2 separate regions of the Homo sapiens genome follow, and region 2 is linked to region 1. The links are chromatin loops, found by intact Hi-C in ENCODE. Cell type or tissue: HCT116. All regions are shown on one strand. Links, peaks and the distances in the headings refer to the core of each region. The heading gives the core; the rest is flanking DNA. Region 1 holds the start of SLC6A12 (solute carrier family 6 member 12). Region 2 overlaps IQSEC3 (IQ motif and Sec7 domain ArfGEF 3).

Region 1 (12,171 bases), core at 1-8,000:
CACCAGACCAGTTCTCACCTGGCTGGCAGTCACCTCCGGATGACCCCCAAGGTGACCAAATGACGGGCTCCTCAAAAGGGAGGCCCAGCAGTGGCTGCCCCTCTCAGCAGGTCACTGCCCTTCCCTTCTCCCTGCCCTCCTAGAGAGCCCAAAGCTCCCTAGACCTCCAGAAAAGTGACGTGGGGCATTCTTAGTTCTACTCTCTGTCCCTTGGCCTGCTTGTCAACTGCCAGGAGACAAATCCGCTTCTGTCAGGGTGTATCTCCAATCTATGTTTGCCTTCTCCTCCCTCTCATACACACAAACAATCGCCCTGAGGCCACCTCTGCCTTTATTCCCAGGAATTGCCAAGAGGAGGTGCCCCAGGCTGTAGAGGGGAGCACCCATCCCGCAGCCCCTCACCTCTGAGGGGTATTGAGGGAATCAAAGCGACCAGGTCTACCAAGTGCCCCACGCTCCTCCAAGGCTCTAGAGAAACAGGGATTCTTTTTATTAAGGAAGAGTCTGTGTTTATTTACTGGTCCTTTTAACCCAGGCAACAGCCCAAGCCCAAGTCAGTTAGAAAGGCGTGGGCAGGAGCCATTTGAGGTAATGGAAATTTTTGAAGGTGACTTGGAGGGTGCAGGTTATCCCAGGAATGGGAAAGCATGTCAGAGTGAAATTCTGGTATTGGGACCTACTCAGAGCCTTCCACTGTAAGCTCAGCCCAGGAGGGAGGATGAGGATAGCCACCCAGTGGGAATCAGAGGCCTTGAGTCTCTGTTATGAGGGAGAAGGCAGGGGAAAAGAGGGAGGAAAGAGAGCCTCTGGGTTCAGAGTATGTGATCAGACCCATGGGGGCCTTGAGCACTGGAGCCTGGGGATGAAAAAATGGGGAGTTGGGCCCCAGGGGAGAAGTTGGTAACATCTGAACCCAAATGTGGATGTTGCTACAGAATTAGGAATGAGGCACCCTGAGAAATGACCCTGGAATCATCACCAAATAAATTAACAAACTAGTGAGCGAGCTTGAAAACACGCATGAAAATGCACCAGATAGGAAACCCAAGTTCTAATCCAGATCTAGCTGTTAATGATAATAACAACAGGTTGACATCTGAGTCAGCAGTATGTTAAAGACAGGCACTCTTTCTACGTATTATTGAAGTGCATCCTCCTAAGAATCTCTGAAGTTAGGTGTCACTATTAGCTCCACTTTATGTGTGAGGAAGTGAAGCTCCAAGAGATTAAGGAACAGTGCCTGGCACCTGCAGCGCCTGGGGGACACTGTTCTCAATGCTAGAATACACTTACCAAGACAATGAGTCGTGGAGCTGGGTCTCTAACTTGCTGTGTGACCTCAGGCAAATCACACCCCCTCTCTGAACTCTAAGTTTCCCTGGAAGAGAGAAAGACCACTGCTCAAAGGGGTTTTCGGAGGGTGAGGGGATAAAAACAAGACTCAATAAAGAGACGGAGAACTGACCGCCTCTACTCGCGGGCCATAGCGTTGCTAATCCCAGGGCGAGCCCCAAGCACAAGGGCCCTTAGGGCGGTGGTCAGAAATGAGCCTTACTGTTTCCAGACCACAGGCAGCTGTGGCAGGACCAAGGTGGTCTCAAGGGCTGGGAGAGTGGAGGCTTGCTGGGGGAAGGAGTAAATGAAGGGAAAGCCGGAGGGGCGCAGGGGCAGGGAAGCGAATCACAGAATCCAGTTTGGGCCCAGGATTTGGGTTTCATCAGAAATAGGGGAAGTGCAAAAAGAGAACATGAGCTGGTGAACCGACACTGACGCAACATGATTTTTTAAAAATAAAAATGAAAATAAAAAAGTAATCGGGAGGAGCGTAACTTGTGGTTCAGAATGAAAATCCAGAACGGCAGAATGAAAGCAAGAGCAAGTGAAAAGGACAGCTGGCCCCGAGCCGTGGTAACTCAAGAGGGAACACGCTTAAACTGCAGCAAGAGGGATTTAAGTTAGACTCAGGGAAGAAATGGCCCAGAGGATGTTAGACACCAAAACAAGCTGTACTGAGTTCTCCTTTCTGGGCTACTTTTAAAAGGCAAAGGACTACACACCCCACCCCCGCTGTGCCCTTCCACCTCCAGCTTCGGCTGGCCGCCTCTCCAGCCCCTCGAGTCTCCTCCAAGGCCGCCCACCTGCTTTGCTAAGCCGGGACAGGGGGGTGAGGGGTGGGGGATGGGCCTCATCATACTTCAGTGCCCTCCAGAAGCAAACACACCAATTTCCACACCGGGCTTGGTGCTGCCCAGAGAGCAAATCTTCAAGAGACTAGAAAGTCCAAAGTTAAGTCTGTTTTCAGGAGCTGGGCATGTCGCCAGAGGCCCAGCTGGGGCTAGCAGAGGTGCAGACGAGACCAGAAATGCTGCTGCCCATGTGCTGCTGGGATCCCAGCTCTGTCCCCTTTGCTCCCCAGTCCAGCATAGGAATAGCTCAGACCCTGCACACGGGGGGATGGGACACCCAGCCCCTGCTTCAGTCCACACCCACATACCAACACCCATTCCCATACACACACTGGTGCCATTTCCCGTCACGTCCCTTCGCACACACATACCTGTGTGCATGGCACCAAAACCTGGCTCTCTCTGTAGTCCTTCACACCCCGTGAGTGCCGGTCTCAGCTGGTGGCTGCCTGCAACTCCCCTGAGTGCCCCCCTCGGGTACAAGCACACCCATAGCATCCACCGCCCAAAGCCAAGACAGCTTCCTCCTGGGAGGCGCCTGGCACCCAGCTCGTCACGCTCAGCCGGCAGGCAGCGGGCAGGAACCCCTCACCTGTGATCATTTATTGCAGTTCCTGGGCCCTCGGGAATGCCCCGAGGTTTCTCCTGTCCACTTCTCCTTCCACCTTGCTGGGCACCACCTGCTTCCCCTCCCCTCGTCAGATGACCACCCCTGCTTTCACCCACTGCCGTGACCAGCTGCCCATCGCTGGACTTTCCTGCTCCACAGGCTAATCACTGAGCTGCTCCCACGCTGGATGGGGCGGAGCTAGGGGGCACCCCTTGTCCTGAGAGTCGTGGGCATCAGACTTGCCCTTTGGCCTGAGGTTATTGCAGGTCCTGCCCCCCGCTGCAGACACGCAGTTCCACAGAGTCTCGCTTCCCAGGGCTCTATCCCTCCAGCCCCTCTGAGCAGCAGTTGGAGACTGCAAAGACAGAGCCAGCCCCTCCACTTCCCGCTCACCTCAGTCCCCAGCACCGGCTCCTGTGGTCAGCTTGGCTGTGGGCATCAGGTCTCCAGGAGAGTCCCAAGGCAGCTGCTTATGGGAAAGCCAAGAGAGCCGGGACCTGAAAGGGAAACTGCCCTCCACGTTCACGCCTTACCCTGTTCCTCCCAGCGCAGAATCCCATGTGACTTGTCCAGGGACTCCCAGACAGAAAGAAGCCGTGTGTGTATGTGTTGGGGCGGGGGCTGTGTGTGTTGGGGAGTGAAAGGACAGAGAAATACCAGGAGCAGCAGGAGGGACTGAGGCCAAAAGTTTGTGAACCGAGATTACAACATCCAACCTCAGGAAGTCAAGTCCTCTGTCCCCAGCGCTCCCACCCCCATCCCACTCCCACTGTGAACCCACTGTCTCCAGACCGGTGCCCTCCCCGTGGGCACAGTCCCATGATGGCCCCTCCAGAGCTGGGCTGAGCTGCTGCTCCCTTGGGCAGGGGAAGGGGCTCAGAGACTCACACCCTGACCTCATCTCCCCTCCTCCTCCTCCTTGCCCTTCCCCCTTCCCCCTTTTCCCCTATCCCCCTCCAGAACCATCTCCTTCCCAGGGATGAGGAGACGGGTATGTGCAGCACAGGGGACAGCCCTCTCTTACCAGAGACTCCAGGCTATAAACTGAGAACCTTGGGAGGGGAGGTGACCTCACTGACGAGGGCAAGGGAGGAGGGTGAATCACACGCTGGAGTTTTCCACCAAGTACCTGCCCTCTGTGGCTTCTAGGCAAGGCCCTGGACCTTCACAACCCTTCTCCTTGGGATTTTCCTAGAGAAAGCACCCAGAGCGTACCTCAAGAAGCAATGTAGAGAGGACCCAGGATTGGGACCAGACAGACCTGAGTTTCTTCTCCTCCTCTATCATGTATCAGTCACGACAGCTAGGCAAGGGTCAGCCTTGGTTTCCCAGTCTGTCAAAGGTAGGTAACAACACAATATCTACTTTGCGGGGTTGCTGTGAGGGTGCAGGGATATCATAGGTGCTTAAGGGGAGGTGTGGGTGTTTGTTGTGTGTCCTCTGGAAGCAGAGGCTGGGATGGTGGGGTGTCTGGTCCCAGGCACCTCTGGTCACTGCATAGCACCAGGCACCTAGCTAGAATTTGTCTGGAGTGGCCTGCCAGCTATCAATGGGGAAGGGTATTTTTTGAATACATGTGCCCTATGCCGTGTGCCCAGTGAGCTCCTCCAGAACAGCGTCCTGGTCACTGTCCCTGAGCACGCCCACCTGGTGTGGGGTACAGCACTGTCCCACCGCCCTTCATTCAGAATAGCTGGTGCCTCCTTCAAGACAAAGGAGGTGCTTCTTCAGCTCTAGGTGGTATGAAGGGAGAGGAAGTTGCAGGGAGAAAGGGAAATTTCCTTTTACATGTGCTTCCTCTGTGTATTTTAGAACTTCCCAGCAGGGGTGGGGTGTGAAGTGAGACTCTCAGTCTGTAGTTTTCCATCAAGCACCCCCACGATATGTCTCTCGGGCCCCTCTCAGCCTCTCCTGTGGGGTTCCACATGAAGAGGAAGGCAGAGCAGGTCTCAGCTCTCAGACCCATTGCCTCTATGAAAGCAGAAGCCGGGCTGGGGGTCAGCTGTGGCACAGTAGGACATGGCCCAGCCAGAATCCATACTTGAGCTACCCCGGTGCTCAGGTGTGGCCTGTCCCTGCATGTCAGGTCCACCATGGATTGACCACAGAGTTATTGCAGAGGGGACATCAAAGTCCATGTGATCACCTAGCTACAGCTACTCCAGAACAAAACACCAGCCTCTCCATAAAAAGGAGAAAGAGGGGAGAGGATCAGACAAGCCAAGATGGTGAATTTCCTTGTTGGTTCCCTCAAAAATTATATTTAGCACATACAGTGTGACATGCTTTCTGTGAGGATGAACAGCAACAGCCCAGCAGTCCTGTCACCTCTCCTTCACCTTGTCAGAGAACAGCTGCCTGGTTGACCTGGCCCAGGGGGTACAGTTTGACTTTCCCCCAAAAGAGCTACCTGGTCCCTCCCTGTTTTTATCTGACTGCCTCTGGCCTTAGTCCCACCATCTTAATGTTGAGCCCTTCCTCACTCAAGTTTTCCTAGCCTCCAAGACCCACTTGGTATTCAGACCAGTTAGTAAACTTCTGGAGGCCAGAGACTCTCTAATGTTGAGCCCTTCCTCACTCAAGTTCTCCTAGCCTCCAAGACCCACTTGGTATTCAGACCAGTTAGTAAACTTCTGGAGGCCAGAGACTCTCTAATGTTGAGCCCTTCCTCACTCAAGTTCTCCTAGCCTCCAAGACCCACTTGGTATTCAGACTGGTTAGTAAACTTCTGGAGGCCAGAGACTCTCTAATGTTGAGCCCTTCCTCACTCAAGTTCTCCTAGCCTCCAAGACCCACTTGGTGTTCAGACCGGTTAGTAAACCCCTGGAGGCCAGAGACTCTCTAATGTTGAGCCCTTCCTCACTCAAGTTCTCCTAGCCTCCAAGACCCACTTGGTATTCAGACCAGTTAGTAAACTTCTGGAGGCCAGAGACTCTCTAATGTTGAGCCCTTCCTCACTCAAGTTCTCCTAGCCTCCAAGACCCACTTGGTGTTCAGACTGGTTAGTAAACCCCTGGAGGCCAGAGACTCTCTAATGTTGAGCCCTTCCTCACTCAAGTTCTCCTAGCCTCCAAGACCCACTTGGTATTCAGACTGGTTAGTAAACTCCTGGAGGCCAGAGACTCTCATCTTTGCAAAAGGTAGGCATCCTGGAAAGCCTAGCTGAGACTGGGCTGTTTCCACACTGAGGAGTGTGCAGGGTGAAGACGACAGGTAGCTGAATGAATCTATCACCTTTGCTGCAGTAGGAACCACTGGCCACCACAGAATGTTCTCACCACCCTCATCTTCTAATCTCATCCATACTTTCAGAGGGCCTGGAATAGGACTTATTTCCTGAGCATCTAACTCGGACGAGGAGTTTTACATGTTACTTCATTTCATCCCCTTAAGAACTTTGAAATGTAAAAATTATTAGCCCCATTTTACAGACGGGAAACTGGGGTGAATAAATAGAAGCTAAGTGATTTGTCCTAAGGCCACACACAAGTAAGTGATGGTGCTGGGATTTGAACCTGGGCCTCTTGGCTCCAAAAATCTATGCTTGTTCCACTGAAGCATACTGTTCCCCTGACCATGAATATCTATATGTCAGGGGTCTCATTTCATAATTCTTTATTTCTGCCTCTAGCATTTAATACAATTCTGCCTCAGAATAGGCACTCAGTGTTCATTGGATGGAGGATGGATGGATGGATGGATGGATGGACAGATGGATGGATGGATGGATGGATGGATGGATGGATGGACAGACGGATGGATGGACAGATGGATGGACGGATGGATGGATGGATGGATGGATGGATGGATGGATGGATGGACAGACGGATGGATGGATGGACAGACGGATGGATGGATGGATGGATGGAGGATGGACGGATGGATGGATGAACGAGTGGATGAATGGAACTTGAAGGGGGAAAAATGATTACAGTTTTCCCTTTTCTGGGAGGACATTGTTTCCCCAGAATCAGAGGGCTCAGATGACTCAGGTCCTGCTTATCTTGGACAGTACTGCTCTGTGTTGTCACTTGGTGAAGAGTGTGGAGTAGCACCCTCAGGCCACAGGACCAGGATTATTTTAGGACTACGTCTTCCTTGCCTTCTAGTGAAAATGCTTAGCTCGGCCGGACGCGGTGGCTCACGCCTGTAATCCCAGCACTTTGGGAGGCCGAGGCGGGCAGATCACAAGGTCAGGAGATCGAGACCATCCTGGCTAACACGGTGAAACCCCATCTCTACTAAAAAATAGAAAAAATCAGCTGGGCGTGTTGGTGGGCACCTGTAGTCCCAGCTACTCGGGAGGCTGAGGCAGGAGAATGGCGTGAACCCGGGAGGCGGAGCTTGCAGTGAGCTGAGATGGTGCCGCTGCACTCCAGCCCGGGCGACAGAGCGAGACTCCGTCTCAAAAAAAAAAAAAATGCTTAGCTCAATAAATGTGTAGCCTCCTTCCTGGAGCCCAGTGCAACCTAGTCTGAGACTGGGGACAGCAAGGATATCTCTAAACTCTTCCTGAACTTTTCTGTGATGCTGACAGTCCGATGTGGTGGGGCTGCAGCTATGGGAAATAGGATGGGTTTGACTGAATGTGTCCCCAGGGCAGCTGTCCCTATAGCATCTGCTGGACTCTAACAACACTGATGTAAGTAGCAGTATTCCTGTTTTATGGAAGAGAAAACTAAGGATCAGAGAGGTTAGCTTGCCTAAGGTCACACAGTTAGTAAGTCAAAGGGCCAGGATCCAAGCCAGGCCTGCAAGCCCCTCTACAGGAGAATGCTCAGCTGGCTGTGGCGTCTCTGAGTTTGTGCACATGTGCACATGTCTCTGAGGATAAGGAGGGGCTGGTGCCTGCATGCCTGTGTGTGGATCTGAGACCTGGGTGTTCATGTGGGCAAGGTCTGAGGCCCCGCGCAGCCTGGTGGGCTCAGTGCCTAACAAGCTGCTTTCCCGCAGCCCTGGGCATAGTCTGTAACTCTCCCGCCACCTCTGCTTCTGCTCTCCCTGTTCAACTTGCCCCCAGGCTCTCACTGCTTGCCTTTCCTCTCTAACAGGTGTGGCCTCCAGACAAGAGAGGGCTCCCTTCCTTTTGGGTCTTCTTCTCTGGGAACTCTAAGATATAGCGCCCACCCCTCCAGGCTAGGGAAGCAGGTCACTGACTCGGCTGCCCTACACCCCCCCATCCCCACCCCCACCCCCGTCGCTTCAGCCCCTCTGGCTAAGGCCGAGGTACTCCTTCCTTCCTTCCCTCAACCCTGACCCCGACCCAAGCCAGCAGCATTCTCATCTCTCTGCCTGCCAGTCCCACCTGCGCTGTTAGAGCCTCACCCCCTCAGCCACCTCCCTCCAGTTTGATGACCTCACACCACGTGTCACCAAGTGACGGAAAGGACCCTCACACCCATTACCTCCTTTGAGCCCTACGACAAGCCCTGCTTGGAGAAGGAGTGCGTGGCGTTTTCTGCAACTGCGAAGCAAAGAACCTGAATTCCAAGTGACTGCACAGACACGCAGCAAGTTCTGGAAGCACACCTCCGGGTTCTTACACCAATAGGTGACTCTCACACCGTGTTCCACCATCAGGAAGCTCCTCGATGCGACTCAGATCACATCTGGGTCCCACATTCCCGCTGAGGCCGGCAGTTCCGGCAACTTTGGTCATACGGATGGAGACAGGTATTATAACCTTAGAACCCAACCTGCACCATGAGGTCCTGCCCTACCCCACTTATTATTTTCCACAGCTCTTTGCTCTTTTCTGTCATGGTATCTGTCACTCACTGTTTAAGAAATTGTATCTGTTTTTACTCCTGGCATGTCACGAGCACAGCACGGCACCACGCGGGAGGTGTTCTGTCAACAGTGTCCGGTGGATGGAGCTGCTGGCTTGCAGCATCTCGAGTTCGGGCCTGCCTCTCCAGCAGATGTATTTCTCCCCCGGTAAGACTGAGATTGAGCCCAGCACCCTCGGGGAATGCCCGAGCAGCATTCTCCAGGAAGGGGCAGCCAAGGCTGACATACAGCAGGACTGCTGTCGTTAATCTTCACCAACTCTTCCAACGACAAAAAGTCAAAAACTGAAGACAAGCAAATATTTCAGTGCATTTTTTTCCACTAGTGGACATGTGAAAAACTAAGATCACCCAGGGAAGCCTGTGCACCCTTAGACTGCAGCCCTAAGAGTCACAGGACACACCAAGGGCAGCACCAGAAGACCCATCTGAACAAAGGTGGGCACACGGGCAGGCCCCCGAGCCTGCGCATAGGCAGGGAGAGATGTAGCTGTGTGTTCAGCCACTTCCAAAACCACACACAAAGCTACAGCCAGAAATATGTGGGGCCCGGCTCCATGCCCATACGCAGAGGCAAGGCTGCAGAGACACACCTGTGGCACCCTCTGGGCACCCCCCCCCATGCCCACTGACCCCGAGTGGGGGTGGACTTCCTCCCTGCAGCTCAGGCCCTGACAGTAGAGCTGTGGCCATAGCAGTACCACCCCCTCGTGGCCACATCTGGCGGTGCCCCGGCATCCGGTGTCTCCTATCCTCAGAAGAGCGAGGCGGTCCCAAGGAAGTGGCGTCCCTCTGCTGGCTGAGCTGGGCAGTGCCCTCCTCTGCCAAGGCCCCCCAACCTGCTGCACTGGGGCGTGGTCACAGCCGGCCCTCCCCCACGTCCCCCGTGCCCAGCCTCGGTGGGCACACAGGCAGTTTTGGCCGCTGGGGGTAGGCGAGGACACAGCAGGGAAAGTGGGCAGGAGGAAACTGCCACCAGCCTTTCCCTCTCCTTTGGCTAGGACTCGGGTCTCCTTCATGCGTCCCTCAATTTCCTTTCTTATTCCACAGCACAAAGGCGGAGGAAGGAAGCTGAGGACATGTGGAGAGAGGCTGGGCAGCCTCCTCTGGTCCACATGCCTGATGATGGAGGCTCTCAGCCTGGCCCCACCACCCGCCCCCATCACCGTGCTGAGTGGGCCCCAGTGAGAACTCAATGGGGGAGGCTAGGATGGGGAGGGGCAGGGTCCTAAACCACAACAGTAACATGGGGAAGGGTGAAGGCAGCCAGGCAGGGGGCAGAAATCAGACAGAACCGCTAGCAGTCAGCGGGAAGAATGTGGATTTAATGGAATGAAGGATGAGAGGGCCCGAAGCCAGCAAGTCTCGCCCCACCTACCAGCCCCCACCCAGCTTCCCAAGGGTCTCAGAGGGACACTCTTGGCACTGGCCTTTCACATCTGTTCAACAACCCCTGAGCTGAAAAGTTGCAGTGGGAGGCCTCCAGCTCAGCAGGTGGACTCCAAAATACCCCTCTTGTCTTATCCACTCCAGGTCGGGGGCAGGGAAGCACATGGGGCTGCTTCTGCCACGTTCCCTCCACAGCCATCCCCAAGGCCAGGCACACAGGCACCATCCAAGGGCCTGCCCCCTAGCAGTGAGACTCTAGCTCTGTGAGTCTGAGCAGTGAGGTCCTGGGGGTGGCGGGAGCCGAGGGTCCTGCTGGGTTCCGCTGGGGCAGGTCCTCGGCTGGGCACATGAGCTGACGGATTCTCTGCGGGGATAGCAGAGGTGGCTGTCAGGTGGTGGAGCGGGGGCAGGTCTGCCAGCTTCCCTCATCACCAACATCTGCTGCCTCCCCACACACAAACCTGCCCTCCTGTCATCACAGCCCCTGTCTGGGAGTCCCCCTGTGTCTTCCCGAGACTTCTCAGCAGCCACTCTATCGCTCCCTGACACCCAGGCTGGGCCCACTGGCACCTCCACACAACGGTGTGCGCCCTGGCTGGCAGCCCACCTGTCGGCACCTGCGAAGCCTCCCAGCCCCTCTGGCTGCTTTCCTGCCCGCAAAGGCCCTACCTCTCTGAAGGGGCCCTTGAGGGTTCCGAGTCTGTAGAGGCTCCAGGCAGGAATGCAGACCATGGAGGACAGAGCCAGGAGCCAGCCCAGGGCATCGCCCCACCACGGGTACGTGTACTTCTTGTTGTAGGTCAGCGGAGTGTACTTTATCAGGGAGAAGAGAAAGGTGGCCTGAGGGGGAGAGCAGAAGAGAAAGGGGTTGGGGGGCGGGGGCCTTGTGCCCTCAGCTCCCCCGCTCCCCAGCAGCCTGGCAGAAATCACCCTCCAAGCCTGGATTCCCTCTAGCTCTTCTGGACCAATCAGCCTCCAATCTTCTCCATCCACACTCTGCCCAAAACCCACACCCTCCAGCAGTGTACTCTGTCACTCCAGGGCCCCTGTGCCCCTGGGCACCTCTACGTGCAGCTGACTCCCAGGTAGGATGTGATCATGTGGCCACTGCGTGCTGTGAGGTATTTACTACCTCTCCTGCACCGTGAGTTTGGGGTATGAGTACCTCAAGGGTACAGGCCATGCCTCCTTCTCCCTCTGCTCCTCAGTTATATCTGGCACACAGTGGGGAGCTCGGGAACAGCTGACACAAAGAGACAAGGCCAAAGGAAGCTGCGCGTTGTGGTTTCAGGCTCACATTCTGGAGCCAGGGTTTGAATCCCAGTTCTCTGCAACTTTCTAGCTTGGGCCAGTGGCTTAACAACCTCTTCAACCTCAGTTTCATCTGTAACACCAGTGTAACAACAGCACTTCCTTTATGGGACTCTTGTGAGGATTAAATGACTTAATACGAGTTAAAGCACCTTGTGCCCAGCACAAAGTCAGGGCTCTATACCGGCTGCTATTAGGATTGCTGTGGTTATTAGCATTTTTATGAGCAGCCCAAGGCACCCGGGTTTCAGTCCTGGCCTGTGACGTTAGACTCACACTGTGGTGTTGGTCAAACCGTCTGACAGCTCTGGACCTCAGTTTATCCTTCTGTGAAATGGAAAGGAAGAATCTATCTTGCTGTAGTTTTCTAGAATCCAAAAGGAGGATGAGTGAAAATCTAAGATGATTTTCAGTTCCTAGGGAGAAGTCCATTGCAGGGCTAACGGCTTCTCTACCCCTGCTAGCCACCGTCTCTCCCTCCCTTCATCTGACTTTATCCCTGAAATGATCTTACTGTGCACACAGCTGGTGTGAGGAAGAGCCAACAGTATTTGATAAGAGGCCATGGCCTGTACCCAATCATGTCTTCGATGTTGTCGTAGAAGCGCTTGGCTCCTACCATGGAGAAAAGAAGAAGGAAGGAGGAGAAAGTCATTCTTTGGCACCCAGGACATCAGGATGGGGCCACAAACAGACCAGAATGGGCAGGGACCCATAAAGAGATGACATCACAGCTGTCTGTTCAAGTCGTTGCTGGGAAAAAGCTCTTCCCTGGCATTCATAGGCATAAACAGCAGCAAGCAGGACTTGGCTTGGGTACAGGCAGTCACTTCCTGATTATCGAGGTTGTCAAAAGCTGAAAACATTTGGACAGGGCAGGATACTG
Region 2 (17,001 bases), core at 4,827-12,826, 52 kb before region 1:
CTCAGCACAGCTTCCTCCCTTCCAGCTAGGGATTTCACAGCCAGAAAATGTCATTTTTTCCCCCAGGGTCTGAGAAACCCAGAATAGCACCTGTTCATGAAACACAGATACCCTGTGGTGGCAAATGCAGTGAGGGGAGGAAGGCAGGACGGCAGGTGCATAGCCAGGGGAAGAACTACATCTGTTTATGCCTCCATCCACCCCTCCCTCACCACCCCCATGCAAAAGCAGCCCCGATAGCCAGGTGGGGACACATGCCCCTAAGGACGGCTGCCTGGTGGCCTGTGAGTTGCTGGACTCACTTTAAAAGCCGCAGTGAGGCCTACCCTTGCACTCAGCTCAGTCTTTGGTTTCACAATTTAGGAACAACCGGGAGATCTTGCAGAGAATGCTGATTCCCAGGACTTGCCCCCAAATATTCTAATTTGCTGGGTCTGGGGTGGGGTCCAGCGAGCTGCATTTTAACAAACCACCTTATGACTCCGCTGTGGGGTCCTGAGAGCACACACTGGAAGATGTTGGATGAGAGGCCCTTCCAGCTCCACAGCCCAAGTGTCCACCCCTGCAGCCCTCCCCGCTTCGAGGCCCACGAGGGGTGTATTCAACTCCCATTCTGTGGGCCGACTTTTCAACCTGGCTGCTTCCCCCATCCCGGTCCTTGGCTCTCAGGCTCTCAGCTCACTACCGGGGCTTTTAGCAGCAGACTTGAGTGAGTGAACGGCTGCTTGTCACCTGAGTGAAGGGCTGGAAACTAGGCCATCGTGCTTGGCTGGGCAGATGCCACCCTCACCAGCTGCTCCCGCTGCCTCTGCGGCAGCCTGCCCCCACAGTGCCCTGGGCCTCCCAGCACCCCCACCATTGCAGGGTGAGACCTGGTCCATAGCCCTGGGGCAGAAGGCACTCAGAGAGAGGCTCTGGGAGGAACGTGGATGTGGGAAGCCGGGTGCCAGGACCTCAGCGTTCAGAAACAGGGAAGGGGTGGGGTGCACGACAGATGGGGGCAAGTCCTGGGGAGCAGCAGGATGGCACTCAGAGGGACCAAGGGCCGTTCTGGGGCCCTGAGGACCCAGGCCTCTTTCTTGGCCTCATAAGAGTCAGCGCCCCTGGGCTGAGAGGGTGGCATCTGGCCGCTCCATGCCGCCCCCACCACAGTCCGCGGTGCACTTCACATCTTCATCTCTACCAGACTTCTTCTGTCTCTTCCTCTTCCCCTCCTGTCCCTTCCTCTCCTCGTGCCTCTCTGTCTTTCCGCCTTCCTCCCTGTCTCTGTTTTTTGCTTGTTCTTTATCTCAGTCTCCGGTCTTGCTCCCTTTTTGCGATCTCTCTCCTGCCTTTTCCTCCTTGCCTGTCCCTCCCTTTCTCTCCTTGCTCTCTGTCGAATTAGACTTTCCTTGTCCTTCGCTGCCCCGCCCCATCTCTCTGGCCCACACGCTCTGACCCCCTTGCTGCGTGACCATGCTGGTTCACCTCCTCCAGGCTCTCTCTGTACTCATCGGACCACAGCCTCTTGGTCACCAGCCCTGGACAGTGTCACTGTGTGGCTCTGTTGTGCCCAGTTGCTGACTCCTGATGGGCTGGGCTACAGGAACACACGGATGTGGCCGCATAGGGCCTTTGGCACTCACGTAGGGCTGCAAAGGGTGCAGGGTGGAGGTGAGGAGGGCCACCGGGAAATCAGAGCAGCCTCTCGCCTGGCTGGCTCTGGAGGCCCCTGTTCCCCAGCCGTCAGCTCAACCTCAAATGCCCTGATCCTGGTGCTGCCGATTCTCATGCTTGGGCAAGATGCTGGCCTCCACCCCAGCCCCACCCTCACCTGCCCACTGTCCCGGCCAGCAAGCCTGAGAGGAGTGGGCTTTGACCAAGCCAAGGACAACTCATAGCCTGAAGATGGCCATGGGCCCTGCCTACGGGAGAGAGGCGAAAAGGAAAGAGGAGGAGAGACTCCCAGCTCCCTCTCGGCGCCCCCTCCCTTTCTAAGAGTCTTCGGTGATGCACTTTTCTCCTTGTTCTCCCCAGAAACCTGTGGGAGGCGGAGTCCATGGACCACCAGGCCCTGACCACCTCCACTGTGGCGTCTCCCCTTGTTTTCTCCTAAAAACTGACGGCAGAGTTGGGGGTCTCCAAGTCTTCTAGGCAGTGGGCACGAATGGAAGCTGAGGTCATGGAGGAAGTGGGTCCACCTCAGAGCTCATGTCACCATCACAGGGCCACTCAGCAGGCGTTTTCTGTGCTCTCGATGTGGTGGGCAGGCAGGCCAGGGGACCATGGGAGCAGAGTGGGACTGCTTGCCGGCAGTGGGCAGTGTCAGGGGCAGTGCAGGGGCTGTGCCATAGCCAGTGGGAGGAGACTAGGGTGAGTGGGTGTAGAGTGGGCAAACGTCAGCTCCAAGAGCCCAATCTAACGCGCTTGGTCTGCGTCTCCCAAAGGGAAAGCAATGCCCAGGGGACATTGGGTCCCCTGCTTTTCCAGGCCTGGACTCCTGCCTTGCTGCACATGGCCCTGGGGACAGGGCACCCCAAAGGAGGGTGAGGCAGGGTGAGGGGACTGGGAGGGTTCGGCCTCAGACCCTGCAGTGCAGAGTCCCCTGGATCGGGCTAGACCAGAGGAAGGCGCCTGCTTAGCTGGGGGGAACTGGCATGTGACCCCACACCCCCACCCACACACACTGAAGCTCGGGATGTTCACAGGCAAACCCCCCAGGGTTGGAGGCAGCATTTCAGAGGTAGCAAGGCCCTTGGGGAGCAGGGACTCCAGCCTCCTCCCTTTTCAGAAGGTCACACAGAGGCCCCAGGAGTGAGTGGGCAAGCCAGAGTCACACCAAGTTCGCAGGAGGGCCCAGACCAGAATCTGACCCTGCGTGTCACGCTGTCCCCTCACGTTAGGCACATTTGTCATTTACTCTTAGGCTGTGCCTCCCATCACAGCCTCCCCTGAGGGCTGGGGCAGCTGGGGGGAGCTGGGGCAGCTGTGGGGAGCTGGGGCAGCTGGGGGGAGCTGGGCTGCAGAAAGCCCCAGGGGCTTGAGGGGCTCTGCTCCTAACTGTTCAGCCTACAGCAGAAGGGATCCAACGGAGGACTCAGCCCCCTCAAGACCTAAATGAGAAAGTGAAATTTAAACCTGGGAGAAACACAGGCTCCTAGCGGGTCTCTGAAAGAACAGAAGAATCAATATGTTTACTGTATTATTTATGCTGAAAGCTTTGCTTGGGGTACTCTGAGGTTAAGAAGGAAGGAACTGGGATTTGGAGTTGGAAGATCCGAGTTCAGCCTCCCTCCACCCCTGTGTCCTGGGCCACCAAAGCCTCTCCTGGCCTCAGGGTTTGGGTTCCGAAAGGGCTACTGTGGCAGGTGGGAGGAGATGGTCCTCTTGGGGCATTAAAGGGCGACCCCCGGGGGTGAGTAGCCTGAGGGGCCCTGCACCTGTCCTGGCTGGGAACAGAGGCCAGCGAGAATGGGTGTTGGAGGGTGCTTAGGGTGCCACCTGACCTCACACCCTCCCTGCCTGCCCTCAGCTGCGTGGTGGACGAGATGGACTTCTCCAGCATGGAGCTGGACGAGGCCCTGCGCAAGTTCCAGGCACACATCCGTGTGCAGGGGGAGGCTCAGAAGGTGGAGCGGCTCATTGAGGCCTTCAGGTAAGGCCGCTTCCCAGCTCCACTCCCCAACAGACCCCAGCGTGGGGAAGCCGGGCCGCTGTGAGCCTGGGAGACAGGAGATGCTATCAGGAGGGTTGGACATTGGGCCAGAAACACCCCTTCTGGTGTGGGCAGGAGGATGGCTGGGGAGAAACAAGGGAAGGGAAGAAAAGGGACCGACCCCTCGAGCTCCCCAGGCTGGAAATGTGGGGCATTTGGGGGTGTGGGGAAAAAGACCAGAGTATGGGACAGACACTGGTCTCCCTGGACCTAAAGCCTTCGGAGAGCTGGGATACCCCCTGGACACCCCCTTCCTTTGTTGGGCCCGGGGGAGGGTGGGCGGGGGCTCAGCGTCCGCTCTGCATCTGACCCCCCCACAGCCAGCGCTACTGCATGTGCAACCCCGAAGTGGTTCAGCAGTTCCACAACCCCGACACCATCTTCATCCTCGCCTTCGCCATCATCCTCCTCAACACCGACATGTACAGCCCCAACATCAAGCCTGACCGGAAGATGATGCTGGAGGACTTCATCCGAAACCTTCGAGGTGAGGAGGTGGGCACTGGGGCAGGAGGGGCAAGGCCACGGCTCAGGCCCCATTCTGTGCACCGTGCATTCTGTGAGTCTGAGCCCCTATCACAGATGGTCACCTGCTGTCTGGGCCTGGTCACCCATAGCAAGCTGGGAACATTCCTTGTGAGCCAGGCGGCTGGGGAGTTTCCGGCATGCAGCCTGCCACCGCCACCGCTCTACCAAACAGCAAGCGCCCTTGGGCAGTGCCTCTTGCCCTCCGTGGAACATGGTTGGCCTCTAGGCCCCTGACACCAGAGCTGGCGGCTCAAGTGGTGCCAGCCCTTCCCCTCCACAACTTACAAGGAAGGAGCCAGGAGCAGGGCCCTGGGTCCATTTAAGTCAGCCTTGCAGATAACTGTATGGCACCAGCTGGCAAGTCCTTCTCTCATCGATGCAGCGCACTGCCTGGCAGGGAGCAAACCAGGACTGGCAGAGTGTGATGTGTGCGCAATTGTTTTTTTTTTTTTACCCGTTAAAAGAATCAAAGTTATACATCCACATAATTTAATAAAGTCAAATAATCCTACAAGGCTTATCATAGAAAAAAATTAGTCGCTGCCCCTCTCACCACTCACCTTCTCCAGAGGCAACCACTTTTGACTTTTTTAGCTATTTGCGTTTCTTCTGTATCGATAAACCGCAGGCTTCTGCTTCGCTTTTTTCTATCTCTTTTTTTAACTGGCATAAAGTCCAGACTGTGAGTGTGTAAGCCTGAAGTTTGATGAATGTGTACGGTCACGTGCACTGTGTCATCACACCTGGATCCTGATCTGGATCATTTTCACCTGCCCAGAATGTTCTCTCCTGTCCCGTCCCAGTCAATGCCTTCGCCCAAGAGTAACAACTATTCTGCCTTTTATCACCATTTGACGAGTCCTGCCAGTCCTTGAACTTCATCTAAATAGAGCTATACAGTATTTATACTTTGGTATCTGGTCTCTTTTATACACTGCTCCTTGTTAATTATTATTTCTGTTGCCCAGGCTGGAGTGCAGTGGTGCAGTCTCAGCTCACTGCAACCTCCACCTCCCAGGTTCAAGTAATTCTTATGGCTCAGCCTCCCAAGTAGCCGGGATTACAGGTGTGCACCACCACACCCAGCTAATTTTTATATTTTTAGAACAGATGAGGTTTCACCATGTTGAACAGACTGGTTTTGAACTCCCAACCTCAGGTGATCCGCCTGCCTCAGCCTCCCAAAGTGCTGGGATTACAGGCATGAGCCACCACGCCTGGCCCTTGTTAATTATTTTTATTTTAAGCATGATCTATTAATTCCCCATTATAGAATGTAAGGATTTAGCCCTCTTTCATCCACCTTCCCTGACCCATCCCACTCACGTCAGTGCTCATGTTATTAGGGCTCTGCACACACACTCCAAAGCTGAGTCTGCAAGTGCAGAATGATTGCAACTCCCTTCATCTATACTTTCCTTGGAGTTAATGCTTCTCTTTCCATTTGCTTAACTCTCTGAGGACCTCCCCTGATTCAGCCCCCACTTCCCACCCTACGTATCAAGCTCCTCTCCATATGTCCAGACCTGGGAGGTGGTGCGGGAGAGTCATCTTCCGGGAGCCTCTGGTCCTGCTCCAGTCTGGACAGTGGCTGGGCCAGGGCACAGCCTGCATCCTGGGCCCTCCTTCCCTTGCTCTCATGACAGATTCCTGGTTCCTGCATGTCAGAGCTTCCTCATTTTTAGTTTACTTTCAGAGAAAAGGCCATTTTTGAGAACTTGCATTTCTGAATGTATCTTTTTCTGTCTTTGCCCTTGGTTGGGAGTTTGGCTGGGGATAGAATTCCAGCCTCAAAACACGCCAATCAGGATTTCAAAGGCATTGCTGCTGCATTGTCCTTTAGCTGCCAGTGCTGCTCTGCCATCCCAGCTGCTGGCCTTTTGTCTGTTACTCTTTCTCTCTCTCTGAAAGCTTGCAGGGTCTTCTGTCTGCCTTCGTGTTCTGGATGTTCACGATGATGCATCTTGCTACAGTTCTTCTTCCATCCATCATGCCCAGGGCTGGACTGGTCCTTTCCATCTAGAAACTCATGTCCTCCGGTCATGGGAAGTTTTCTTAAATGTTGTATTTGATCATTTCTGCCCTCCAATTTCTCTGGACTCTCTTTCTTGAACTCCTGCTATTCTGTTGGTGGATCTCCTAGTCTGATCCTCGTAACTTTTATAGTTTTCTACCTGCCATCTTTGTTTACTTCCTTGACTTTCTGGAAAGTGTCCCTCAGTGCCGTCTTTTGTGTCTCCTACCAAGTTTTTCATTCCTGCTGTCATATTTTTCATTCTCAATAGCTCTCTTTTGTCCTCTCAATGTTCCTCTTTTATAGCATTTTATTCTTGCTTTGTAGATGCAATATCTTCTCCCATCTCGGTGAAGATGTTAATATTGGTTTGTTTGTTTGTTTTTCTCTCTGTTTGCCTCTATTTCTTCTGGAGTCCTTTTTTCTGTTTTTTTTTTCCCCCATATTTCTTTCTCTTTCCTGGTATAGACTTTCCAAATGCAGTTGATGAAATCTGGTTGTTCATTCATATTTAAGAGTGAGCCACCAGAAAGCGGATGAATGACTCTGTGAACACAGGTGGAGGCTGCTGGCTGGTGAGCTTTCTTGTAGGGTGATTTACTTAAGGCATTTCACCGGGAGACCCTACTGCAGTATCTGGAGATATTTTTTTCTTGTTCTGCCTGATACCCAGAAGATAAATGTTCAATCTGTTGCCCAGAATGTATGATTCTGGCTGCCAGAGTTCTGAGATCTTTAAGTGGGAAGTGGAGTTGAGGGTTAATATATAGGTTATCAACTTCATCCCCCAGTATTCAGCAGAGTCCCGGCTTGGCTGGGTGTGGGGTCCCTCATCTCAGAGTTCCAGAGAATGGACCCCCAGTCTTCTGCTGGAGTGAGGAGGGGATAGGGAAGCCCAGCAGCTTTCTAACCCGTTTTCAACCTGTTTTCCAATTCCCAGCCCACCTTCACCTTCGCTTTTAGGGGCTGCTGTTACCACCAGCTCTAAGCCCTTTGGTGGCTGTGTGGTGTTTGAGTGGCTTCTAACCTCTCTGCTGGTCTGGGTTCAGCTTTCTCAGGTTTGCTAAATCCATCCACTTATTTATCCACTTGCCAGGTCCTGGGGTGCCTGTGCCCCTGTTCTCTGTCTTTGTGGGTGTATGCTTTTCTAAAAGATTCCTTTCTCCCGAGTATTCAGAAGCAGCAGAGGCATGCAGCCTGCCACCTTGAACTGGGGGCATCCATACACTCAGCCTTTCTCCTTGGTTTTTCTCACCCGCCGCCTGATTTCTTTCAGCCTCCTTGGCTGCTGCATGGCTCATTTGCCTGACTTCGAGAACCAAGATCAGACGTGGAAGAGACCAGAGCAGGCCGGGAGCTGCGTGTGGAAGGCGGGGTGTCCTTTCAGTAGCTGGGAACACTCCTTTGAGAGATGCTTGCCAAAGTTGTTTTATTTTTAATTTTTCCCTCTTATAAAAGAAGCGTATAGTCATTAAAGAAAGATTTGGAAATAGTAGAAAGAAGATATTTTAATCGCCTGTTTCTCCAAAAGAAACGTGTTTTCTTGTTGGCATATTTCCTGCCAGTGTTTTTTTGTTGCCCGAGTTTTATCATTACTATGAAGCAGGAGGTGGGACAGGGGTGTCCTCGCCTGCATTGCCAGGGGTCTGCCTGCTCCCCCACTGCTCCCAGTGAGGGAGGAATCTCTTCAAAGACTAAGCCCTCAATGCCATGCTCCCTACTGGAGGGGAGAGGAGAGCCCAGCAGGAGGAAGATCCAAAAGAGAACGAAACAGAAGCTCCTTATGATGCTGGAGTGGTGGGGTGGAGCTGGGGGGTGAGACGAACACAAGGAAGACGACAGAACTGCAGAGGCGCACAGGGTTAGCAGGAACATGGAGGCTGTATCTGCCATCAGGAAAGAGGCCTGGGAGGTGGGCGTGAAGACTCTGGTTGGGGAACATCAGGAGGTGAGGCAGGAGATGTGTGTTGGGGCCATATCATTAGTTTTGGTGCCTGGCTAAGGAACTTGTTCTTAATTGAATGGGTATGAGGCACCAGCCATTGAAGGCATGGCAAGAACCAAGGCCACCCCCCGGGAGCTCCAGGCTGGATGGGGGTCTCTTCTGTCTGGCTCCAGGGCTCTGACACCCTCCCTCCCAACCCCACCACCACCCCTGCCCACTCCACGTTGTTAGGTGTGGACGATGGCGCTGACATCCCCAGGGAGCTGGTGGTAGGCATCTATGAGAGGATACAGCAGAAGGAGCTCAAGTCCAATGAGGACCACGTCACGTACGTCACCAAGGTGGAGAAGTCCATTGTGGGCATGAAGACAGTGAGTGTCCACAAGCTACCTATCTCCCGTCTCCTTTCCTTTCTTTCTTCCTGGCATCTCTTCCCATTCTCCTTCTTACCTTTCCAAAACTCTTTTTTCATATTCATTCACATGATAGTTATGAAGTACCTACTGTGTGCCAGACACTGCATCTCTTTTTTTTTTTCTTGCCTGATTTCCTCATTGCCTCTTGCCACCCGATACTGCAGCAGGAGAGACGGAGATGAGATGTCAGGAAGGACTGCCCAGTGGTCTAGGGTGGAAGCATCTGGGTGGCCAGATGAGATTTAGTATCCCTTTCCTAGGACAGCATGACTACCAGGCATTCCTGGATGGTCCTGATGAGTGGAAGGCAGGAAATGGGCTCAATAGGCTCCAGGCTGTGGCATCACCATAGATTTGTCCTATTGGTAGTGACCTGTGTCCCAGGCAGCATGTTCCAAGCCTGCCATGATTTTTAAAGTGGGACTTCTCTGTAGGCTACTACACTTTATACTATAAAGGATGTCATGGGGGTTCCAGTTCCTCCTCCTCATATTCTTGCCTCAGGGGACGGTGTGGGAGAGTTTGGAGATCTCTTCTGAGGCCCTGCACTGGGCTCCCTCCTCCCAGTCTGTGCAGGGACAGGCTTTTCTGCTTTGAGAGCCTTTATTGCTGAGGTCTCAGCATCTGTCGGGTTGCAAGCGACTGGTTTGTCTTACACGCTGGAGTAGATGCCAGGTGTCTCTGTGATCCCTTCGCTCTCGCACACCTGCATCTCTGCAGTATAGAAAGGGTGGAGGTGTCATATCTGCAGGCCGCAGCCTGGGGCAGGGGATGCCCTCAAGGTTACGGAGGGAAGCAGGTTGACAGTGGCTGGACTGGAACAGCCTGCAAGCTCTTCTCAATTTCCTATTCCTGTCCCTCTATCCCCTCATTTACTGTGGCTCAGTGGGCCCCTTCTCTGGCCGTGCTCCCCAAGAAGCATGACAGGGATGAGCCCTGGGACAGGGGGTGAACGTGCGAGGGAAAGAGCCTCAGACGAGGAGAGAGAAGGATGAGAGTCAAGTCCAGGCCCCAGGACAGAACCGGAGCCCCTCCCCTCCCTCTCCACAAAACCGAACCCCTCCCCTCTCCTCCCTCCACAGAACCGGAGCCCTCCCCTCCCCCTCCACAGAACCGGACCCCTCCCCTCCCCTCCCTCCACAGAACCGGACCCCTCCCCTCCCCTCCCTCCACAGAACCGGACCCCTCCCCTCCCCTCCCTCCACAGAACCGGACCCCTCCCCTCTCCTCCCTCCACAGAACCGGACCCCTCCCCTCTCCTCCCTCCACAGAACCGGGCCCCTCCCCTCTCCCGGGCTGTCTCCTCTTCTGGAAAATGGGCGCGTGGGTGGGGAGGCCTCCAGGCCTCTGGTCTCTCCCGCTGAGCGCCCTGCCCGCGTGCAGGTGCTGTCCGTGCCCCACCGCCGCCTGGTGTGCTGCAGCCGGCTCTTCGAGGTGACGGATGTGAACAAGCTGCAGAAGCAGGCAGCGCATCAGAGGGAGGTGTTCCTCTTCAATGACCTGCTGGTGGTGAGTGGCCTCCGCTCCGGGACTGGGCTGGGCTGGGGCTGCCTCTGCCGCCCTGGTCAGCCTGGGCAGGGTCCCTGAAGTGGGCAGGAAAGGACGCCCAGAGCTTTCAGACAGAATGCCTGTTCCGTGGGACGGATCTGCCTTCATGGTGCTTTCACACCGTGGGCGTGAGGGGGCTCAGGCAGACATGCTAATTCCTACCTCATAAGTCATGACACCGAGACGTCAGATGATCTGCTCGTGGTTGCACAAACTGTTAACGAACTAGTTCCCAGACCACTGGCCTCTCCACGTTACAGGAAGCCCAGGACAGGGAGTGCACAGGGCTGTGCCTCAGACCCCAGGGCCTGGGAGGAGCAGGGCCTAGGCGGAGCATGCTCTGTCCCTGGGCCTAGGCGAGGCTGGTGTGTGTGTGTGCGTGCACACACATACACACATCTGTACCCACAGATACTTTTTTTGCTCTTTGAAAAGAAGTATCCATTCAACAAATATTTGATCAGCGTTGACCATGTGCCAGGCATCATTGTAGGTCTGGAAAACTGGTGAGCAGGACTGGAGCAGGGCTTGTGTCTCCCTCGCACCGGCCCTCTCTATCCATGAGCCACGTTGGCACTGCCTCCAAAGTGATCACAAGCCTGAACCACCTCTCACCACCTCCACTACTACAGTCTTAGTGCACGCCTGGTACATTCAGTGAACCACATCAGCCTCCACACGGCTCTCCCCACCCCCCTGAGAGCAGCAGCGTGATCTCTCTGGAGTGCACATCAGGCCACGTGTCCCCTTTCCCTAACCTGCCTCCCCGCCCTCTCCTCAGCCCTGGGAGGCGCCTCCCTCCTGTGGGCCAGGCCTTTGTACTTGCTGCTCCTTCTTGCAAAGCTCCTCCAGACCTTGCACTCTCCTCTTGCCTTCCTGGCCTCCTCCTTTTCATTCAAGTCTCAAATCACTTTTGATTCCTTACCCTGTTTCATTTTCTTCAAAACACGTAGCACTTTGGTTTTGTTTTTTTGCTGTTATGCTTTATTGTTTGATCACCTGATGGACACTGTGACACTCCACATTCCATAAGCACCTTAAGGGCAGGGGCTCTGTCCTGAGTTCTCCTGTATCTCCAGGGCTCAGCTCACAGAAGCTGCTGAATAGAAATTTGTTTATTAAGCAACCAGATGACTTTACTAAAACGAGCTTTCATTTTAGTAGGGGAGGGAGATAGAAAATAATTAAGAAACAGACAAACAAGATAATATCAGATTGGGGGAAGGCACTATGAAGGCCACAAACCAGGTGATAGTACAGAGAGTGACTGGAGTTAAGGGCCAGGTTTGGGCTTGCTTTGGTTTGTTTTTTAGAGGAGGTGATCCAGGAAGGCATCTCTAAGGAGGTAGCATTTGAGACTTAAGTAATGAGAGTAATGCAGCCGTGCAAAAAGCTGCCGGGAGAGCTGTGGAGTGGGAACAGTGTATGCGAGGGGCCCACAGTGGAACTGAGCTTGCCCTTCTCAAGCTACAGCAGGGAGGACACTTGGGCAGAAGGCCAGAGTAAGGCAAGGACCACATCAGGTGGGTTTTACAGGCCAGCTCAGGCGCCGTGGCTTGGCTTCTAAGTACAGAGGGAATAACCACTGTAGGGTTTTGTGCAGTGAAGAAGCACATTTTGGGATAGTGTGTGCACATATATGTATATCTGTACCTGTATGTGCACATTCATCACTGCGTGGGTTTGTGTGATCGTGCATCCCCCGGGTGTTTGTGCATCCATGTGTCCGTGAGTGTCTGTTCATCAGGGCATGCCTGTTTCCCTCTCCTGAACAGATTCTCAAACTTTGCCCGAAGAAGAAGAGCTCCTCCACGTACACCTTTTGCAAGTCAGTTGGCCTGCTGGGCATGCAGTTCCAGCTCTTTGAGAACGAGTGTAAGTCTTTGACAGCCAGTGTAAGTCTTTGAGAAGGAATGAATGGATGAAATGGCTGGGGCGAGTTGAGGGAGAAGGGCTGGACAGCAGAGTGGGTGGAGGCATGAGACCCCGTGCCCTCCTCATGTCTGGCTGGCTCTGGCCCTCGGCTGCTGCTGCTCACAGCCCACTGGGGGCCTGGGGTCTGCTTTCCAGATTACTCTCATGGCATCACACTGGTGACCCCGCTCTCGGGCTCCGAGAAGAAGCAGGTGCTGCATTTCTGTGCCCTGGGCTCGGACGAGATGCAGAAGTTCGTGGAGGACCTGAAGGAGTCCATTGCTGAGGTGACGGAGCTGGAGCAGATCCGAATAGAGTGTAAGGACACGGGCTCCCGAGGCAGCTGGTGGGGGTTCCCATTCAGCAAGGGACAGGGGCAGCTTGAGACAGACATGCCTGACTCCAGGGAGCTGGCCCCACTTCGGACCCTCCCCGTGTCCAGGCCCCACCGCACCACACTCCCACAGCCCGGGTGGGAGCACCGGTTCCCATGTTTCTTCACAATTAAAGTGAGGCTTGCTAGAGTGCACACACGTGTGTACACAGATCAGCAGGCATGTGGGGCTGCGCGTGGGCCTCTTGGAACAGAGAGCTCTGCTGTTTTACCAGGATGACCAAGCGAGCTGGCCAGGCAGGCCCATGGGGCTCTGGTGCGTTCCTTCCCACCAAACCGTCTGCTGTCACCTCCCCCACTGTGGCCCAAGTCTGTACACTGCATCTGGTTGGCCTCATTTCTTCACTCTCTTTTAATCTTGAATCATCCCTCCACTTCATTTTTTTTAAAACATTGTCCTTTTGAAGAGTCTAGGCTGCCTTCTTACTATCCCGCATCTTACAGTAGTCTCTGTTCCTATAAGGAATGCTTAGATTCTAGATTGTTCCATTCAGGCATTTTAGAGAATATGTGGGTCTCTTTCTGTGTCCAGGTGGTTTACTGGCTGCTGTGGGGTTAAGGGAAGAGAGGCAAGGGCCTGCAACCTGTACCCATCTGCAAGCTTGTCCTGATTAAGCATCACGGAGGCGCCAGATAGCCTTTAAGGGAAGACTAAATAAGAACAGATTCAGAAACTGAAACAGAAAATGAAAATAGGCTTCAGGCCTGCCTCTATGGCCACTTAGTTATAAAGTGTTTCTGAACTAATATCTGTCCATTAGGCGCTAGGAAAGGCAGGGAGAGTTTTTGAGCAGGGGATGAATGTGACAGGCTGGTGCTTTTGAATCATCATTTTTGAGGCTCCTACTACACACTAAGCAGTTTATTTCTGTTGTGTGGATCCTCACAGTGACGCTGCAAGGTAGGTGCATTGACCCCACTCTGCAGCTGAGGCTCGGAGTTCAGCCGCGTGTCCAGGTCGCGCATGTTAGAAACTGTCATTTTCATTTACGTTTGATTCTATACTTTCCACTGGAGAGTGAGAGAAGAGGTTCTGTTTATTTTTTTCTAAGGAAACAATTTAAACCAGGGTAAAATGGGATCCATCGGACTGGACTCTGGAACTCAGGTAACTGCTTGGTGGGGAGGGGCGCGTGGAAACTCCCTTCCTTCAATCTGTTGGCTTATTTGAGTTCAGTGGTGAAACAAACAGATTCTTTTCAAGGGCTGGACCGGATCCCCAGAGAGGCCGCCTCTGCTGTTTTTCTGGAGCATTTTCAAGGAAGCACCTTGAAATGGCTTCACGTCTCTCATTGTCTAACTGTCCCAGATGGCTCCGCACTGCCCTGGGGGGCCGTAGCACACCAAGTGGCACCAGCATTGCTGGGAGAGGCACTTTCCCCCATCAGCCCAGGAGCAGCACATACCCCGCTTCCCAAAGTCACAGAGGAGCAGATAGCGTCAGAATCTGTCATGTCAGGAGGTGAATATCCTCTCCTGCTGCCTCAAGGGTAAAAGAGCAGGAAGAAAGGCTCATGCTTGGCCCTTAGTCTTCACTGGAGAGAAAGGGAAGGAACAGCTGAGGGAAGAGGAAGGGTAGGCCAGGGAGACAGGGAGGAAAGGAAGCCAGGAAAAAAAAAAAAAAGAAAATGGGCTGGGCTCAGTGGCTCACACCTGTAATCCTAGCACTCTGGGAAGCTCAGGAGGGAGGATTGCTTGAGCCCAGAAGCTCAAGAACAGCCAACACAGCGAGTCCTCGTCTCTACAAAAAAGAAAAGAAAATGGAAAACAGTATCAGCTACCATTTATTGAGGACTAATCCTCACAACAGCTTTCCACAGTGGGCATCATTTTACAAGTAAGGAAACAGGCTAAAAGCACTTAGGGAAGTTGTCCAAGTTCACAGTCAGTGACAAAACAAGGTTTGCATCCAATGGCCCAGGACTCCTCACTTGTAATTATCAGGCTAATTTCTCCAAAGCCAAGAGAGCCCCTCTGTGGGGAGAGAAACAACTCTCAGTTGAGTAGAAATATTTAGCATTGATCGATGGGATGGTGTGATTTAGGCAACCAGGACAAATTGTTCTGGTTTGGGGGCCTACGGTTCAGTGTCCCTGGTTTCTAGACAACCAGAGAGACTGAAAATGGAGCCCAGGAGAGTAGCTTTAATAAAAGGAACTTGAGTTATGTCTCCTGGAAAAGAGAAGCGGGAGGAGTGATTTAATAATCATGTCAAATCTCCAAGGATGGCAGCCGGCAGTTCTGTAGCTCCACTGAGAGAAGAACAAGAAGGAACAGGTTTCCAATCCAGTGAGAGGAATTAAAGTTGAGTACCTAGACAGATGTCCTAGCACTGCAGGCTTGTAGCTTCCACACCCTCGGTGTGGACTTTCCTCCTTGGGAGAGATTTGAACACCTTGCGGAGGCTCAGCTGGCCAGGCAGGCTCTGTCCTCCCAGGCAGGCTCCGTCCTCCCAGGCGCCGGGTGGAGAGGTGGGTGTCACCCCTGTCAGCAGGCTCTGCTGTGCCAAGTGCGTTTCACACAATGTAACAAAACTGATACAGGTTGGTGCTAAAGTAATTGCGGTTTTTGCCATTACTTTCGCACAAACCTTAATACTTAAGGAGTACAGGTCACTAGCCAGGCCTTGTGCTTTATGTGTATCTCCCACGCAGTCCTCTTAATGACACCGTGAAGTGGGCCTGGCTGTCCTCTCGAGTGAGGCATGGAGAGGTTGGGTAACTTGCCTAAAACCACACAGCCAGGGAGTGTCAGGACCAGGACCCAAACCCAGGCAGTTCACCTCCCTCACATCGGCCTCTTCTGTGCCTCTCTGACGTTCAAGCAGATAGGATCATCCCCATGTACAGATGACGAAACTGCGGCTCCGAGGGGGTATTTAACTTGCTATTCAGTGGTGGGGCCAGACCCGAGGTCCGTGTTTCACAGCATGTACTGGGACCTCTCCTCCTCTTCCTCCCCTTTCTGCTGGCCCCTCATTTCCTGCCTCGCCTCTGTGTGGTTGAGGTTAAGGTTTCTCTTGCTCACGGGCCTCTGCATTCCTTAGGGGAGCTGGAGAAGCAGCAGGGAACAAAGACACTCTCCTTCAAGCCCTGCGGAGCCCAGGGGGACCCACAGTCAAAGCAAGGATCGCCGACAGGTGAGCCTCGGCTCCGCTCAGGGCACCAGTCCCCATGGAGGCCACTCGGGGACCCTGGGTGTGGGTCCTGGGCAATCTGCAGGGAGAGGTGCCCATTCCCGTGGCGTGTTTCTTCCTGCTGAGGAGCGCCAGGCTTGCCTTCTTTAATCTCATGAGCTTTAGTGGTGGGAGTGAGGAGGAAGGCGAGAGAGAAATGTGTCTGTCCATTTTGCAAACTGCACCAGAGGTCTGGAGTCCGTGTGAGATGTCACTGTCTGCCCTGGAGGAGTCAGGCAAGAGTCCTGGCATCCTGGCCCCTGCAGGGAGGCCTTCCCTCCTGCAGCCAGGCTGTCTGGACGAGGCGAGGTCAAGAGAAGCCCCACGAGGAACACTCTCCAACCAGGCAGTGTAAGAGGGCAGGGTGACCAGAAGGATCTGGATCTTGCTCTTCTCTGTACAGTCCCTTCTCTAATGAGCCACAAGCACTTCCTGACCCCTGGCTCAGGTCAGCCCACCCCAAATCCAGAGAGACCCTCAAACTCCACTTCTCTAGTGGTTTCTCCAGTGGAATTGCTCACTCCAGCCGAGTCACACTGGCTCCAGAGCTGGCCCCTCCTTTGGCCTGCCCCAACCTTACCCCACCTGCAGGGGGCCAGGAAAGGTTTCCACCACCTCCCTCCACCAGCCCCAAATAAAGAGCATGAGGGGAGATGCATGAGAATTCAGTCTCATCCCAGTGAAATCCCAGCAAGCCATTCACAACTGTCCACCCATTAGTTAACTCGGTCACTTACTCTCACACTCAACAAACACTTCTCGAATGGCTGCTGCCCTGTGCAGAACACTGGAAAGCCAGGGTCATAGTGAGACGCCAGCTTGAGCTGAGAAGCTCCAGTGGGCCCCGTGTGGTCCATGACCCGCCACAGTCGGCCCTGAGTCCTGACTTGGAACAGGCAGCAGCGTGGGGACTAGTTACGGCAGCGAGGACATGAGATTCACTTTCCAAGCAGGACATGGGGCTCTTTTCGCTATGTGGAGATTCTGTGATGGAATCTTTCCTGTATGGGTTTGACCTGCCATCGTGCGTCCGTAATTCTCCACGCTGCCTGATCTCCACTGGCCTCTTCATTTCTATAAGGTCATAGGGCACGGGTTGCTGCTTTTGTTTTCTCAGCTGTGGAACCCCAGAGCCAGCCCTCAGCTGTGTGTCATTCCCTGCCATTCCTTCCTGCCTCTCTTTTGGAAGCTGCCCGCCCTGGTTAGGCCCAGATGCCTGTCCCCAGGGACGTGTCCCTTAGTCCCCTCCACAGCGGGGTCTTTCTCATTCCCAAACAATGGTGCAGCTCCCTCTCCTGCTGCAGGAAGCAGAGGGCTGAGCACAGCAGGGGGAAGCTGGCACCCCCAGGGGTTGGGAAATGAGAGGGGCTCCT

What was found. Hi-C counts contacts between places; a loop is a spot of excess contacts. Peaks named below come from ENCODE experiments on the same cell type or tissue, not always from the same donor. Only the 100,000 strongest peaks of a DNase experiment are listed, where the experiment ranks them.
Region 2: it touches region 1 in a loop (9-fold over the local background); 3 of 110 quality-filtered maps call a loop at or near these places.

What each region holds. Positions count from the first base shown.
Region 1 is chr12:210,733-222,903 of GRCh38, forward strand. It overlaps SLC6A12 (solute carrier family 6 member 12), which reads right to left and starts at 3,425. Exons shown (of 16, transcript NM_001122848.3): 1 at 3,190-3,425; 2 at 1,294-1,378. SLC6A13 (solute carrier family 6 member 13) reads right to left here. Exons shown (of 15, transcript NM_016615.5): 13 at 11,800-11,900; 14 at 10,644-10,814; 15 at 9,890-10,338. The coding sequence ends at 10,216. RefSeq lists enhancers at 990-1,762, 1,774-1,823, 2,535-3,306, 10,017-10,972. In HCT116, for the core only: no CTCF peak of the experiment used is centred there; no DNase peak of the experiment used is centred there.
Region 2 is chr12:153,514-170,514 of GRCh38, forward strand. It overlaps IQSEC3 (IQ motif and Sec7 domain ArfGEF 3), which reads left to right. Exons shown (of 14, transcript NM_001170738.2): 6 at 3,512-3,634; 7 at 4,015-4,181; 8 at 8,413-8,552; 9 at 9,981-10,106; 10 at 11,921-12,020; 11 at 12,216-12,377; 12 at 15,500-15,592. It overlaps IQSEC3-AS1 (IQSEC3 antisense RNA 1), which reads right to left. Exons shown (of 3, transcript NR_183431.1): 2 at 11,799-14,194; 3 at 11,107-11,244. Among named protein-coding and RNA genes, the nearest start is that of IQSEC3-AS3, 13 kb to the left of the region's middle. RefSeq lists an enhancer at 1-437 and a silencer at 14,825-15,298. In HCT116, for the core only: no CTCF peak of the experiment used is centred there; no DNase peak of the experiment used is centred there; H3K27me3 peaks cover 371 bases.